Linked DNA regions of Mus musculus: all the other regions are linked to region 2. A link is a loop called in an ENCODE intact Hi-C map of the cell type or tissue named here. Cell type or tissue: gastrocnemius. All regions are shown on one strand.

The links. Peaks named below come from ENCODE experiments on the same cell type or tissue, not always from the same donor. Only the 100,000 strongest peaks of a DNase experiment are listed, where the experiment ranks them.
Region 1: a loop joins it to region 2, with 2.6 times the contacts of the local background. A loop is called at or near these places in 5 of 42 quality-filtered maps.
Region 3: it touches region 2 in a loop (3-fold over the local background); 12 of 42 quality-filtered maps call a loop at or near these places.

What each region holds. Positions count from the first base shown.
Region 1 is chr11:16,584,883-16,589,882 of GRCm38, forward strand. No RefSeq gene overlaps it. Among named protein-coding and RNA genes, the nearest start is that of Sec61g, 79 kb to the left of the region's middle. In gastrocnemius, a CTCF peak has its summit at 2,108 (motif pointing right); no DNase peak of the experiment used is centred here; H3K27ac peaks cover 1,307 bases.
Region 2 is chr11:16,523,068-16,528,067 of GRCm38, forward strand. No RefSeq gene overlaps it. Among named protein-coding and RNA genes, the nearest start is that of Sec61g, 17 kb to the left of the region's middle. In gastrocnemius, a CTCF peak has its summit at 1,996 (motif pointing right); a DNase peak (open chromatin) is centred at 2,088; H3K27ac peaks cover 2,702 bases.
Region 3 is chr11:16,750,257-16,755,256 of GRCm38, forward strand. Egfr (epidermal growth factor receptor) reads left to right here and starts at 1,947. Exons shown (of 28, transcript NM_207655.2): 1 at 1,947-2,314. The coding sequence starts at 2,227. In gastrocnemius, a CTCF peak has its summit at 2,838; DNase peaks (open chromatin) are centred at 1,501, 2,008, 2,568, 3,184 and 2 more places; H3K4me3 peaks cover 3,662 bases; H3K27ac peaks cover 3,789 bases.

The sequences.
Region 1 (5,000 bases), 62 kb after region 2:
GTAAATAAGCACAGCTCTTCTCCGTGGATGCTAATGTGATTGTATTTTGTTTAGAAAGGTAAGTGGAAAGACATATTAGATAATACAGTTTTTCCTTGAATTTTCTTTTTAGCAAGATTGCCCTTTTTATGTTCCAAAGCTTAATCACCAGAGAAACCAGAGACCTGACCAGTTAGACATTAGAATTTTAGAGTTTGGTAAGCATAATCTAATCTGATTTCATAATAATAATTAGAAGCAGAAATAAAATTCAAGTAGGAATCTCTCTAGCCCTGAATATTTCTTGTACACCCTAGCATTCCCCTACCCTGGGTCATCAAGCCTCCACAGGACCAAGAAGCTCCCCTTCCAGTGATGCTGGCTAAAGCCATCCTCTGCTACATGTCCAGCTGGAGCCATGCCCCCCCCCATGTGTACTCTTTGGTTGTTGGTTTAGCTCCCTGGGAGCTTTGGTGGGTCCTGTTGGTTGACACTGTTGTTATTTCTATGGGGATGCAAACCCCTTCAGCCCTACAGTCCTTGCCTTAACTTCTCCATTGGGTGTCTTCCCCACCCCCAACCCTGTTCAGTCCGATGTTTGACTGTGTACATTGGTCAGGCTCTGGCAGAGCCTTTCAGGGGATAGGCTCCTGTAAGTAAGCACTTCTTGGCATTAGCAATAGTGTCAGTGTTTGGTGTCTGCAGATGGGATGGATCCCAAGTTGGGACAATCTCTGGATGGCCTTTCCTTCAGTCTCTGCTCCATTCTTTGTCCCTGCATTTCGTTTTGACTGGAAGAATGCTGGATTAATATTTTTGAGGTGGGTGGGTGACCCCATCCCTCATCCAGGGGCCATGCATTTCTACTGGATATGGTCTCTACAGATTCTCTTCCACTTTTGTTGGCTATTTTGACTAATTGGTGGGTTCTGGGAACCTCTTGGGTCCCTGGAATCTGGGACTTTCTAGTGGCTAACCCCAGTCCTCCCCTCTACTGCTATACACCTACTTTCAAATTCTTGACCCTCTGTACTTCTCCTCCATCTCCTCCCATATCTAAACTGTGCCCCCCATTTCCCTCTCCTTCCTTGCTCCCTCCCAGATCCCTCTTTCCCTCTACTTCCCAGAGATTATTTTCTTCAACCTTCTAAGTAGGACTGTAGCATCTACACTTTGGTGTGATCTTCTTTCTTCTTGGGTTTCATCGAATCCAGTTTTTTTCTTTTCTTTCTTTTTTTTCTTTTCTTTTCTTTTTTCTTTTCTTTTCTTTTTTCTTTCCTTTCCTTTCCTTTTTAGTAGGAAAAACTTTATTCTTTTTGGTTATTAAAAATTGGATTTAAAATATTGGTACCCTATACGCTGTTAGAAGAATTTCTGATATTTAACATAAATTTTGAAATGAAAAGATTTAGTAATTTTATATTAAAATCAACATATTTTCATGTCTACTCCCTTAGCTCTAGGTTTTCACAGCCTTGGTACAACCCGGGAATCTTTGAACATTCTCACCAATTTCCCTTGGAGAATCTTCTTTATCTCAATGTACAAACCTCCAAAAGGATGTTTCTTCTCTTTACGTTTATAACTGTTACAATTTTTTCTTTTCTTGATTGTGCTTTTAATTATTATTATTAATGTTTTTGTTATTTTAGAATATTTTAAGACAAAAACACATAAAGCATATTTAAAATATCTTATATATCTTAAAGTTATAAATACATGTTAATATAGTAATAATCCTGTGGATTTTGAACAATTTAAATCAATTATTTGTTAAAGATTCAGGTAATTATAAAAGTGTACATAGATAGATAGGTAGATAGGTAGATAGGTAGATAGATCGATAGATAGATAGAGAGATAGAGATAGAGATCACTTCACCATAGGCTTTATGAGGCATCCAAAGCAGGAATAACAAGCATTTTACCTAAACAGTTACATTTCTTTAAAATTGAGAAGATTAATTGTTGTCTCAAATATGTAAAAGAGAAATTATGCTGTAACGAGATGCATTAAGATACACACAAACCTTGAGATGACTTTTTATAATTTTTAAAAATTATTTATTTATTTTATGCATAGGAGTACACTGTAGCTGTCTTCAGACACACCAGGAGAGGGCATCAGATCCCATTACAGATTGTAGTGAGCCACCAAGTGGTTACTGGTAATTGAACTCAGGACCTCTGGAAGAGCAGTCAGTGCTCTTAACCACTGAGCCATCTCTCTAGCACAACTATAAGCCAGGAGGCAGATTTTTTTTAAATAGTGATATTTTATTCAAATATCATACAGTCTTGGCTCAGAAATGAGCCTTGAAAAACTTGTTTTGTTTGTAAGATATAGTAGTAGTCAAAAATATTCTTCAGGTCCTTAAAATATTTATCTACATGATCACACATAGATGAGTCACCCAGAAGTACAAGGATAAGTCATATTCTTACTCCTTCCAATAAAGGGCTTATCATCTCAGAGGAGTGCATTTACCATGTAGGAAAAGTTTGCACCCTGAACCAGGGATAATTGTCTCTTAATTTGTAACCCTGAGCAACAGGGATCTTCAGGTGAACCAGAGCTGAGACAAGAATCAGGGAGATAACGCCAGAACAGGATAAATATGCCTATCTAATCCTTTAGGAATTCTTATAAAAATTTAAATTTAAGAACTCACATGAAGTCTTCCAAAGTAAGATCTAGAATCATCAGCCATCTGTATTTGTTTCAATTGACTAAATACTGTTTGTCATTACTTTGTCCCTATGATAGGCATACTGAGCACTTAGCCAATTTTTCTTAGTCTGATGGAGTTAGATTTAGGACTTTTCCCATTAAAATTCTACTTTTACTATGAACCAAGAGGAAGTGGACTTATTGAACAGCTTTAGTTTATTTGACCACTTACAAGCCAATTCGGCACTGAATGAATGATATGAAAAATATAGCACATGTGAACAGTGCATACATGTAGTAAGACAGAGGTATGTATACATATACAATCATACAGTAAGAAAGATAAGACAGATTTTTTTAAAACAAGAGTTTCAACTGTGGATGATTGTTGGAATTATGTATTTTATAATTCCCATTTTTATTTATTTATTTATTTGTTTGTTTGTTTGTATTTATTTATTTATTTGAGACAGGGTTTCTCTGTATAGCCCTGGCTGTCCTGGAACTCACTTTGTAGACCAGGCTGGCCTCGAACTCAGAAATCTGCCTGCCTCTGCTTCCCGAGTGCTGGGATTAAAGGCGTGCACCACCATGCCAGGCCTTAATTCCCAATTTTAAAAAAGAAAGTTACCACAAAGATCTTTGGCAAACACAAAGCACACATATTCATTAATATATATGTAGTTAGGTCAACCTTAATTAAAACCTTAAATTTTAGCAGTTTTATATTAAAAATATTTTGAATAATAATTTATTTGACTTGTATGTTACCCATGTATATTATACAAAAGAATACACATATACACTTATACACACATATATATGTATATGTATTTTGGAAGGAGCATTTACCATGTATCTATATAACATGCATTTTATGGCTTAAGGTTCTCTTGTGACTCCAGTAAATGTTGTTTTACACATAGCATTAAACACATAGTGTTTTAAGGTTTTATGAAATAGACCAAAATCTTTCACTTTAATATGTTTTAAAAAGTTATGAGTATCCAATTTTATTAGGGCACTTTTTTTTCCTTTTTTTTTTCTAGACAGGGTTTCCTCTGTGTCCCTGGTTGTCCTGAAACTTACTCTGTAGACCAGGCTGGCCTCAAATTCAGAAATCTGCCTGCCTCTACCTCCCAAGTGCTGGAACTAAAGGGTGTATCACCATTGCCCAGTAGGGCACATGTTTTTATTAGGCCTTTATTATATTACCAAAATTTATAAATATGCACATGTCCATTTTAATTAGGTGTGCTAAAATATAGAATATAAGCATATTTATATATAAATATATAAAATAATATATGTTGGTTTTTTGAGACAGGATTTCTCTGTATGGCCCTGGCTGTCCTAGAACTCACTGTTGACCAGGCTGGCCTTAAACTCATAGAGATCTACCTGTCTCTGCCTCTCAAGTACTAAGAATAAAGACATGTACCACCATACCTGGCAGACAATAATAATTTTAACACATCATAAAAAAAAACAAACTTAAGTGGTTCCAATTTGTAACTTATTTCTGATTTTTCAAAACACAGACATATAAACACAATCGTCATATTTACATTCACCCAGGAATGTAGCTCCTAATGTGTAAGTTCCAGCCAGGGCAAAGCACAGGAAACAGGAAAACCCAGGGAACTTGTCTCCCTCAACATTGCTAATCAGAGTGTAACAGCCAGCAATGGGAGTGAGCTAGATAAAATTCCAGGCAAGAATTATCAATAAGTTCATAGAACTGAAAGAGGGCACAAACTACTGGGAAGTTCTGGAGAGCACACACAGCTTCATGGAAATGGTCAGGAAAGGACAGAATGATCTAAATTTTAAGTCAGCAGAGATGGGAAAACAAAACTGAAGTGCTAGAAATGAAAAATCCTATGAGTTAAATAAAAAGCTCTTTGGAAAAGCCTCACCAGCAGAATTGGATCCCTGAGAGGACAAAATGTCCTTGGCGGGGCTTGAAGACAAGAGAGGAACTGAAACCCTCATTCAAGGACAAGGATAAATTTTAAAAACAAAAATGCAAAACGATGGTGGGTGATTTTAAGACTCCCTTCTCATCCATTGACAGGTCATCACAGCAAAAAATAAACAATAAAAAAATAGGAGTTAAATGCCGTCATGGATCACATGTAACTACTACCTACATCCTGTCTGATAACAATTACATAAAGGCAGCAATCCATCCCAAGAGAAACTGCAGAAGTACACAAACTAGTGGGGATTAGACAGCATGGTGTTGGAGGCTAAGCGGGTCACCAAAGAAATCAAGATGGAAATGATTTGCACAATTTTATCTGAGAATTGAAAACTAATACATAATTACTTACAAGACAATTTAGTAA
Region 2 (5,000 bases):
TTCTGGGTTAATATTTTTGAGATGGGTAGGTGGCCCCATTCCTCAACCAGGGGCCATGCCTAACCTCTGTTATGGTCCTTACAGGTTCTCTCTCTCTCTCTCTCTCTCTCTCTCTCTCTCTCTCTCTCTCTCCTTAGTTGGATATTTCAGCTTATGTCATCCTCGTTGTTTTCTAGGAGCCTCTTGCTTTCCTGGCATCTGGGACTTTCTAGCGGCTATCCCCATTTCCCCATCCAATTTCCTGAACAGAACACCAATGGCCCAGGCTCTAAGATCAACTATAGACAAATGGGATCTCATAAACTTGCAAAGCTTCTGTAAGGCAAAGGACACTGTCATCTTAACCAACCCTACATCTGGTAGAGGGCTAAGATCCAAAATATACAAAGAACTCAAGAAGTTACATTCCAGAGAACCAAATAACCCTATTAAAATGGGGTACAGAGCTAAACAAAGAACTCTCATTTGAGAAATATCGAATAGCTGAGGAGCAGCTAAAGAAATGTTCAACAACCTTAGTCATCAGGGAAGTGCAAATCTAAACAACCCTGAGATTCCACCTCACACCAGCCAGAATGGCTAAGATCAAAAATTCAGTTGACAGCAGATGCTGGTGAGGATGTGGAGAAAGAGCAACACTCCTCCATTGCTGGTAAGATTGCAAGCTGGTACAATCACTCTGGAAGTCAGTCTGGCAGTTCCCCCAGACAATTTATATCACTCTTGGGCATAAGCCCAAAAGATTCTCCAACATATAACAAGGGCACATGCTCCATTATGTTCATAGCAGCCTTATTTATAATAGCCAGAAGCTTAAAACAACCTAGATGTCCCTCATCAGAGGAATGGATACAGAAAATGTGGTACATTTACACAATGGAGTACTACTCAGCTATTAAAAACAATGACTTCATGAAATTCTTAGGCAAATGGGTGGGACTAGAAAATATCCAGAGTGTAGTAACCCAGTCACAAAACACACATGGTATGTACTCACTTATAAGTGGATATTAGGCAAAAAGCTTGGAATACCCATGATACAACTCACAGACCATATGAAGCTCAAGAAGAAGGAAGACCAAAAATAATCAAGGGAGGTAGAGAGAGAGAGAGGAATTAAGGGAGGGAGAAAGGAGTGGGGAGGAAATAAGAGGCCAGGATCAGGTGTGAGAGGAGACAGGGGAGATGTACAGAGGATCAGGCAATTGAACAGAGGTGTGTAGCATTTGAAATTTTATGTTGCTGGTTGTGCTCAGTCTTCTTGCACTCCATATGGTCTATTGCAACCCCTTGAACATATAACTTTTATAACTCATGATTGGCTTATTATGCAATGCATAACATTGTAGTTTTGATTATTATATGTCTTAGTGAAGTTAGTATTTTTGTGATGAAACCCCATGACTAAAAGCAAACTGGGGAGGAAAGGATTTATGTGGCTTACATTTTCACACCACCTCCCATAGGTGGAAGAAGTTAGGACAGGAACTCAAGCAGGACAGTAGGAGCTCCTGGAGGCAGGAGCTAATGCAGAGGCTATGCAAAAGTGCTGCTTACTGTTCCCAATGCCTTGCACAGCCATTCTTATAAAACCTGTGACCACCAATCCAAGGATGGCACCATGCACGATAATCTGGGCCTTGCCCATCAGTGACTAATTAAGAAAATCTCCTACAGGCAGAGCCATTTTCTCAATTGAGGTTTCTTCCTCTCTAAAGACTCTAGCTTGTGTCAAGTTAACATAAAACTAACCAGCACATCATACTATAATACAGTTGTTTACAATAGCCTATTGATTGACATAGACTACGTACATGTATGAAAGAGTCATAAACTCATCATTTTGAATAATTAGCAAACACAAACAAGGAAGTGGGAGGTATAAAATTATATACATGTACTTGTGTTATTTAGTTTGAATCTTGAAACAAAAATTAGAATCTGTACTAGGGAACAAGTATTAAACACTAAAAGAACCATGGTGATGCATATTTCTATGTGAAATATCTGGAAAAGACACAAGATGGCGATGTTCCACCAAGAAAATATACACAAATTCTGTGGCTGTATCCAAACCCTGGTGAGCCCTTGGACTGATTCCCCTCCATGCTCTTTTCCAAGGAGCTTTGGAAGCCATTTCTAGTATTGTAATTGCTATCTCCAATCAAAAACTATCCTTTAAACATCTCAAAATCGTATTAACTTTCTCTTTTCAGCTATCACTAATACAGTTCAAAAGTGCAGTAGTTTGATATCAGTACAATATTTACTACTATGGACACTCCTGCCTACTGAATGTTGAAAACTCAGTATAAGTCTATTGTAAAATAGCACCCTAATTTTTTAAAGAGTGCTTGGATCCCTCTAGAGTTCCTGATTTTGTGTTTCAGATAGTCATAAATAGAGGGCAGTGCAGGAACATGGATCTCTGACACAGTGGTGTGGGAAAGACGGAGGAACTGACTCTAAGTCTGTGCACTCTTTAACAACTTTGTCATCTAGGAAAGAAGACATAGCCAGGTTGTTAGGGAGCACCAAGAAACATTCATTCACTCAATGCTACAGAGGAAAGAAAATGGATCCATTTCCCAAACTATCTATTTGATTCAGAATCGCTTTCTTTCTTTCTTTCTTTCTTTCTTTCTTTCTTTCTTTCTTTCTTTCTTTCTTTCTTTCTTTCTTTCTTTCTTTCTTTCTTTCTTTCTTTCTTTCTCTCTGTGACACAGTCCAGCAAAGCCATACTGATGGAAGTGGAAAGGTCAGCGTAGGAACTTTGGGAAGGTCATGAAACCCTCAGCCCTCTGGAAGGGAGAGGCTAATTAGCATTTCTCAGACCTAAGGGCAGGAACCTGCGGGTGGGGACACATTCCTCAGGACAGACCATTGCTCACCTTCAGACAAGGGAAGTCCTTGTCACCTCATTCCCTAAAGACCAATCAGTTTAAAAGGTGCACTGTTCAGCCAATCATATTGTGCCTAGTTGCAGATGCTCTGTTCTGGCCCTGGAAACCATATAAAAATTCCCCAAACTGGTGCTGGGGGGTCACTGCCTCTCCTTTGGGTCTGGACGACTCCAGTGCACTGGAACAATAAATTCCTCTTGCTTTTTGCGTTGATCCTGACTCCACATGGTTCACTCAGGTGTCCCTGGTAAGCTAAGGCTCCCCGGAGTCTTACAAGACTTTGCCACTCTGGTGGCAACAGAAAAATCCAGAAAAGGACATTTGGACTTTGGGTCTAATGTCCAATTTTTATGTGATCCCTGCACTGACAGATGCTCAGCAGCCAAGGCAAGATGATGGAATTGATGGTACATATTACCGTTAAAGTCTCTGGTCTGTGAGAGAGGGACTTGTGGATTGTAATTATGGTACTCCAGGATAGAGACTCAGCCTGCCCTGAATATTGTGCATAATTCTTTGAGCTTGTTCCCAAGTGGCTCTAAGCTCTAGTTTGCTTTTCTAAAAGATGAAGGAAGCCACATCTTTCTCACGGGATTGTTTGTAAGATTAACAGATGCTCTGTGCAAGTGCTGGCACTCAAGGTCTCATTATGCGATTAGTTTGTGTCCCTCCTCTCTTTTGTGGTTACCTGCAATCCTGTGACTAATTCTCTGCTTCTGAGATAAATTCCAGTGGCAAACCTCCAAGTGAGTGCAGGGCTCTGGTCCTGAATGTTTATAAAGGGATGTGAGCATGCTCCTCACAAGGTTTGCTCATATTTTCTGTCCTTTCTTCTGAATCTGGGTAGAAGATTAAATTCTGTCCATTTCTTTTGGCAACAGTAGTTTGCTAAACCTTTCCAAGGGGGACCTTCATATGTCTACACCATGTGATAAGCTGGAAGATGAGAACTTCCCAAGGATATCTCAGAATCACTTGCCTTTCTTAAACACTGGTCTCTAGGGCTTCCCATTTACATGGTACTGTGCTGATCTTCATGTTGCAGCCCCTCACATATCTCAGTCACCTGGACATGGCATCATGTGGTTGTATACATCAGTCATTAGAATACATATATTCCCTCAGCTAATATGGATTTTGAACATCCCTGCAGGGCCCATGCTCCCAAATGTTCATGCCACAGGAAGATTGATGAACTGCTAAGAGGTGGGGTCTATTAGAAGGAAGTAAGGTCACTTATTTGAAAAGGACTATGGGACCCTGTTCTCTTCCTTTGTCTCTGGTTGAGTCCTGGACATGACATGATCCACTTTTCTCCATAAGCATACTTGTTGAATGATGCACTGTCTTATCTCAGGGCTGAAGCCAACTTATCGTAGACCAAAAGTGTGAGAAACAAAACCAAACCAACTTTTTCCTTATAAGCTGGTCCTCTCACACATAAAAGGAAAGCAGATGTACTCTGTCCAACATCATCTATGATTTTTCTTGTATCCTTCCCCTTAACATCTAGCTGATGGTCACCCAGAAGTCCTAACCAGTCAGTTCCTGCACCTTCTCCCTGGCTTCAGCAGGCTGCAGCATTCTCCTGCAAGTTTCTCTCTATTCCTGTACCACCCTACCATGCTCTTCTCTTCCAGGTCCAGGTGTAAACTCTTAATATGCTGCCAATCTGGAGTCCTTCCCTTTAGCTTCTTGCACAGCTTCTTATTGCAGCTAACTTAAAATCTATGCTCCTGTGGACCTCCTGACTGCCTCGCTGCAGTCCTCCCATTTCCCTTTCAGTCACTGTGGTTCCAGTTTATTTTCGGTCTCTTTAATACAACGCATCTTCCCACCCAAACCTCCACACTTACTTCTTTCCTTAACTCCCAGTAAAAAGCACTGTGTCAAGATGTTCTGTATATCTGTGCCTATGTATAGGAACATCTGTAAAGTACCTGTTTGGGGAAGTGGCTTTGTTGTTTAAAAAAAAAAAAAAAAAAGGCCTTTATCTCGTTTATTATTAGCTGAGAGTATCAGGCATAGTCACGTAGAACAGGAATTGGGAAATATTCGATGAATGAGCAAAAGAAAAATAGAATGAAAAATTAGAAA
Region 3 (5,000 bases), 230 kb after region 2:
TATACACACATTATTCACTCTTTGCTCTGTGCATGCTGTTACACCGTGGAGTACCAAGAAGTGCTGCATCGAAACTCAGTTCAGATGCAAGACTACCATATGGTATGGCTGCAAAAGTTTTACTTATCACATACAATTGTCTTCTCTTATAGAATAATAATGTCATAATACAGAGAACAAGACATTTTTAATATTCTCCTACCATCATTCCTTAGCATAGGAGCTTCAAATGAGTATGTTTGGTTATGTTTGGATTATATTGTGTTTGAATGTTTAATATTTAAAATCAATGTCTTAAGTCTCTTTATAAAAAGGTAACAGAATTTTAACATAGGATTAGGATGAAATTTCCAAGATGACCCTAAATATATTTTTTCTGTTTCATGCTTTGAGAATTGTAAATCAAAATATTAATTAACTCTGAACAATATTACAGATGTTCTACATTCCACAGCTTCAAGTACTCATTCAAAACCTAATTTTTTGTAACAATAAACAAATCAATCTCATTGGTATGCAAATTTGCCTTAATCTTTAGTAAGTGGTAAAGTCATATATATGCCAAAAATTATCTTAACATTGCATTAGGATCTACCATTAGTCGATGTCTGATTTGAACACCTATTTTATATAAAATCCCAAGATTACATAAAAAGCATCTATGAAAAGAGGTTGCCCGTGGGAAAAGTTTAAGAAACCCCGCTCTACTTCTCAGTGAAGGTCTCAGGTTGTGATGAGGGTCCCTGCACAGGCTGGGTGACGTGTTCCCATTCAAGACGCCACCTACAAAACTTGGGCAGCAGCCCTGACTTTGCAGGGTGCGGACGAAAAGTCCGGAATGCCTCCTTTCTGGCTGCATGGAAAAAGCTGGACTGAGCCTCACTGGTTAGCCATGACTTCTGCTAACAAGGACACCCACAGCAAAGGGGCCTAAATTAGGGGACCAAGTGATTTTGTGAAAAACTCAGAGACTTTGGATTGAATGGAAGCAGGGGACATTCCTCTGATAGCTAAGAAGTAGGGACATTGGTTGGTCTTTGCTGAAGGAATTTAGTTGTGGGTCCTGAAGTTCAGGGACACATTTCTACTGGTCAAATTCTAAGTGAACTTACTTGGCAATTTGCCTCCTGATGTGCGGCAGGGCTAGCTGAGGTCACTAGAGGATGCTAACTGCTCTAAAGATTTGTTCACTGCTGTTATGTCAAGTCTCTGCTTTTGTGGAGGAATTTGCCTCATGTGTACGTTGCTTTGCTTTTCAAGCACTCCAGACTGGCTCCAGGTGTAGAAAATGCCATGTTCTTCAACATGCATGCTTTCATCCAGCAAATATACTGAGGCCCTTCTAAGTGTCAGGAGTTGGCTGCCCTTCTTTCAGAAGACATGGAGGGTTCTTGATGGGATCTGAAGGACCCTTGGACTTCTTAGTGCCACTTCAGACTTGAGGCACCCGCCTCTGCCTGTGCTGTTGGAAACTGCTGCCAAGTCAGCCTGACCCTTCTGAGATCCTGGAGAAGTTATGGAGAATACGTGAACAGCGTCCCCACCTGTGTTATTCTCCAACCTGTGCTCTGTGGTTGGACAGTTTGTAACCGAGGTGGTCCAGAGTTGTTTGGTTAATTGAAAGAAAGGAAGGAAGAAGGTGGGAGACAGAGGGAAGGAAGGAGGGGACCCTGGCATAGATTGGCTGGACTTCCTAGGTCCTGAAATGCAGCGGAGCGGAGTCCCCTCAGAAATTAACTCCAAAGGCCACCCACTGACCCGCTGCACACAGCCAGAACTCGCCCCCAGAGCCTTGTCTAGTGGTGGCCAAGGCCATCCACCACCACCTTCCGGTCACTGCCTGCTTTCGATCCTCGCGGAGAGCGCTTCCTCTCTCCTGACATTCTCCTCCTCTTCGCTCCTCTGGATCCCTCCTCCTTCTTTAGTCCCTCCTCCTCCCGCCCAGCCTCCCCCAGTCCCGACCCGAGCTAACTAGACGTCTGGGCAGCCCCAGCGCAACGCGCAGCAGCCTCCCTCCTCTTCTTCCCGCACTGTGCGCTCCTCCTGGGCTAGGGCGTCTGGATCGAGTCCCGGAGGCTACCGCCTCCCAGACAGACGACAGGTCACCTGGACGCGAGCCTGTGTCCGGGTCTCGTCGTTGCCGGCGCAGTCACTGGGCACAACCGTGGGACTCCGTCTGTCTCGGATTAATCCCGGAGAGCCAGAGCCAACCTCTCCCGGTCAGAGATGCGACCCTCAGGGACCGCGAGAACCACACTGCTGGTGTTGCTGACCGCGCTCTGCGCCGCAGGTGGGGCGTTGGAGGAAAAGAAAGGTAAGGGCGTGTCCCACCGGCCCGCGCCCCCTGCGAGCTAGCTCGCCCAGTCCCAACCTCCGCTCGGGACTCTAAGTCCCCAGCCGCCCGCTCCTCCTCTTCTGGCTCCCAAAGGCGGCCGGGACCATAGGAGGAACTGGACGGAGTCTGGAATGGGCGAGACTGGGGCCGCCGAAGGAAGGGAGACTGGGCTAGGAGCAGAGGGGCTGCCAGGGCAGCGTGGGAGCCGCGGCTGTGCGCTCCGGGGCTCTTGACTGCTGCCAACTTAGTTGCCTCACTTTCCTGCGCTCAGTAGGCGTTCGGAGCAGAAACGTGGTGCGGGACAGCGCGGGACGCCGGGCATTGGCGCACGTGCGCCCAGTACTGTCAGGGAGAGCGGAGGGACCCCGGATCCTCAAGCGGGTCGGGTGTGTCCCACCCGCTCAGTGTGAGAGTTGAGGGACTGGAGTGCGAACCAACGCGCCCCTGGTCAAGGTCGGAACCTCTGAGACGCGCGGTTTCCTGAGCGCGGTTTCCCTCAACTCCTCTCTTCTCCAGCAGGGTACTCTCAGGACCTGGTAGCCTGAGTCCCAATGTAGCTTGCAGATTTCTGGCTTGCCCTTTCGCGGGTGTGTAGTTGCAGCAATGACCTGGAAGTGTGGAGATCTCTCTGTCACTAACCACCTAGGACTTCTGGGAAGAGATGGTGTTAGTGGTCATTTGCTTCTTCACTAGGAAAAAAAAAAGGAGGGCGTGGGGGTGGCGGGTGGGGTGGGTCGATTCCGCCTCTTAGGCATAGAGCATGCCAGAGACTTGCCAGGCTAGGTGCACTGGTTGGGGACCAAGGCTCCATGCCAGATTGGAGCTAGCGTTGCGGGGTGGCTACTTCCCCTGGGATCCCTGAATTTGCCCTTTCCCAGAAGCTTGGGCTGCTGCAGCATCACTTGCCTTTGCAATGGATGGCTGACCTCCTTGTGACAGCTGGGCCCTTGGGTGTAGTGCACCCTTGGTGTTTCAAAATGAGGCCGGTAGCAAACTTTCTTACTTGTTAGCTGAGACGTTCCCTCTTGGGTTTCTTTTTCTTTTCTTTCCTTCCACACCCCTCCCCCCCCCCAAGTGATTGATATTTGGCCAACTAAAATATAACCCCTAATTAAAAAGAAACATTGATGTCCATGGATCACACATGCCAACTGTCCAGACGGAACATGAACAAGTCTGGCTTCATGACTATCCGACCATAAACCCACTTGACACGAGAAACATGCCTCGGAAGGTTTAATTGCACAATTTCAAAATCCAGCCGCTCGGGTTCCAGGAGTCAGGTCTGCACTTGCTGTTGATGTCATCCGCATCCAAGTTGGACTTGGGGGTTGGTGCTCCGTGCACTTTTGTTGGAGGGGGTGTAAGGCTCAGTTTCCCAAACTTAACTACACAATGAAATCATTTGGGTTTAAAAATCAACAAGCAAAACAAACTACACCCCTCCTCCGTTGTTTAGCTACCACTCCATACACTCAGATTTCACGGGTCGATCTTGAGAATTAGAATTTTCAAAACTCTTGTAGCATTTGATTTGAGACTCGCTAGCATAAATGAAAAATTGATAACATCTAAAGGAAGACTACCACGACGGTTCTAACGAGCAGGAGTCTGGGAAATCTTGCAGTACAGGAAATAGCAGGGATAAAGTCGGTAAAGAGGGCTTGCTTTTTTCACAGATGGGATGGAGCACTGTGGAGCTTTTCTCCTACCTTCCTTAGCTGAAGGGCTCCAGGCCCCATCGGTCAGTTGCCTGGCATCTGTGCCTACCCATAGGACTCCCTCCCCTAGTTTTCAGTTTCCCTTAGAGCCCCTGTAGAACACCAGTTGTCTCAGCTTAACTCTGTGTTTCTTCGCTGTTAGGTGTTACTGTTATGAACACTGTTAGTGGTTGGAGATTTGTTTTCGGTTAAATAAAAATGCCACTTCATCTGTCTGTTTGTATGATATTCACTTAAAGCCAAATGCTTCTGGGTGTAGCAGGAAAGGTAGCAAGCAAATATTTATCTGTCAAAGTAACGTAAAAAGGCTAAGTTCTAAAGGACAGATTATTGAAAACGTGAGACACCCTTTCTGCAACAGGCTGATAAAAGATTTGTTTGTTTAATTGGTCAGTTTTGTTCCAGACTGGCTCCCTTAGTTGAGGTAGGGTGTTTATCCTTCCCTCCAAATCTATGGTACCATATGTAAATGTCATCAAAGCAGAAGACAGTTAGACTCTGTTTTCAGTGCATTGTCAGTCCTCACATTGCATGTAGTGAGAGGTGATTCTCATCATCTGTTTGGGGAACCTATGCACAGAGAAGTGTAGTGATTTTCCCCCATAGCTGTTAAGAAGTGATGCCAAAATTGATTCAAGTTCCTTCCACCTCCAAACTACACTACCTTATTGTAGGAGGACCAGGCTAGGTTAGGTGTGTAAATGACTCAGTTCTGATGCTAGAAGGATAAGGACCAGGAAACAGGCATTTGAAAAATCAGTCCCCATCTGAAGCTTGCTTGTTTAGTGGCCTACTTTCCTGTTCATGGATGCTGTGGTCTCCTGGGTTGCCTTTGATGGGGGCAATGTTGTCACTAAAACAAAATATGGGCAAGGTATTAGCTTGGACTTGCTGAGCAAGTTCCACCTGTACCATGATGGCAGGAGAAGGCGCTTCTTTGGAAA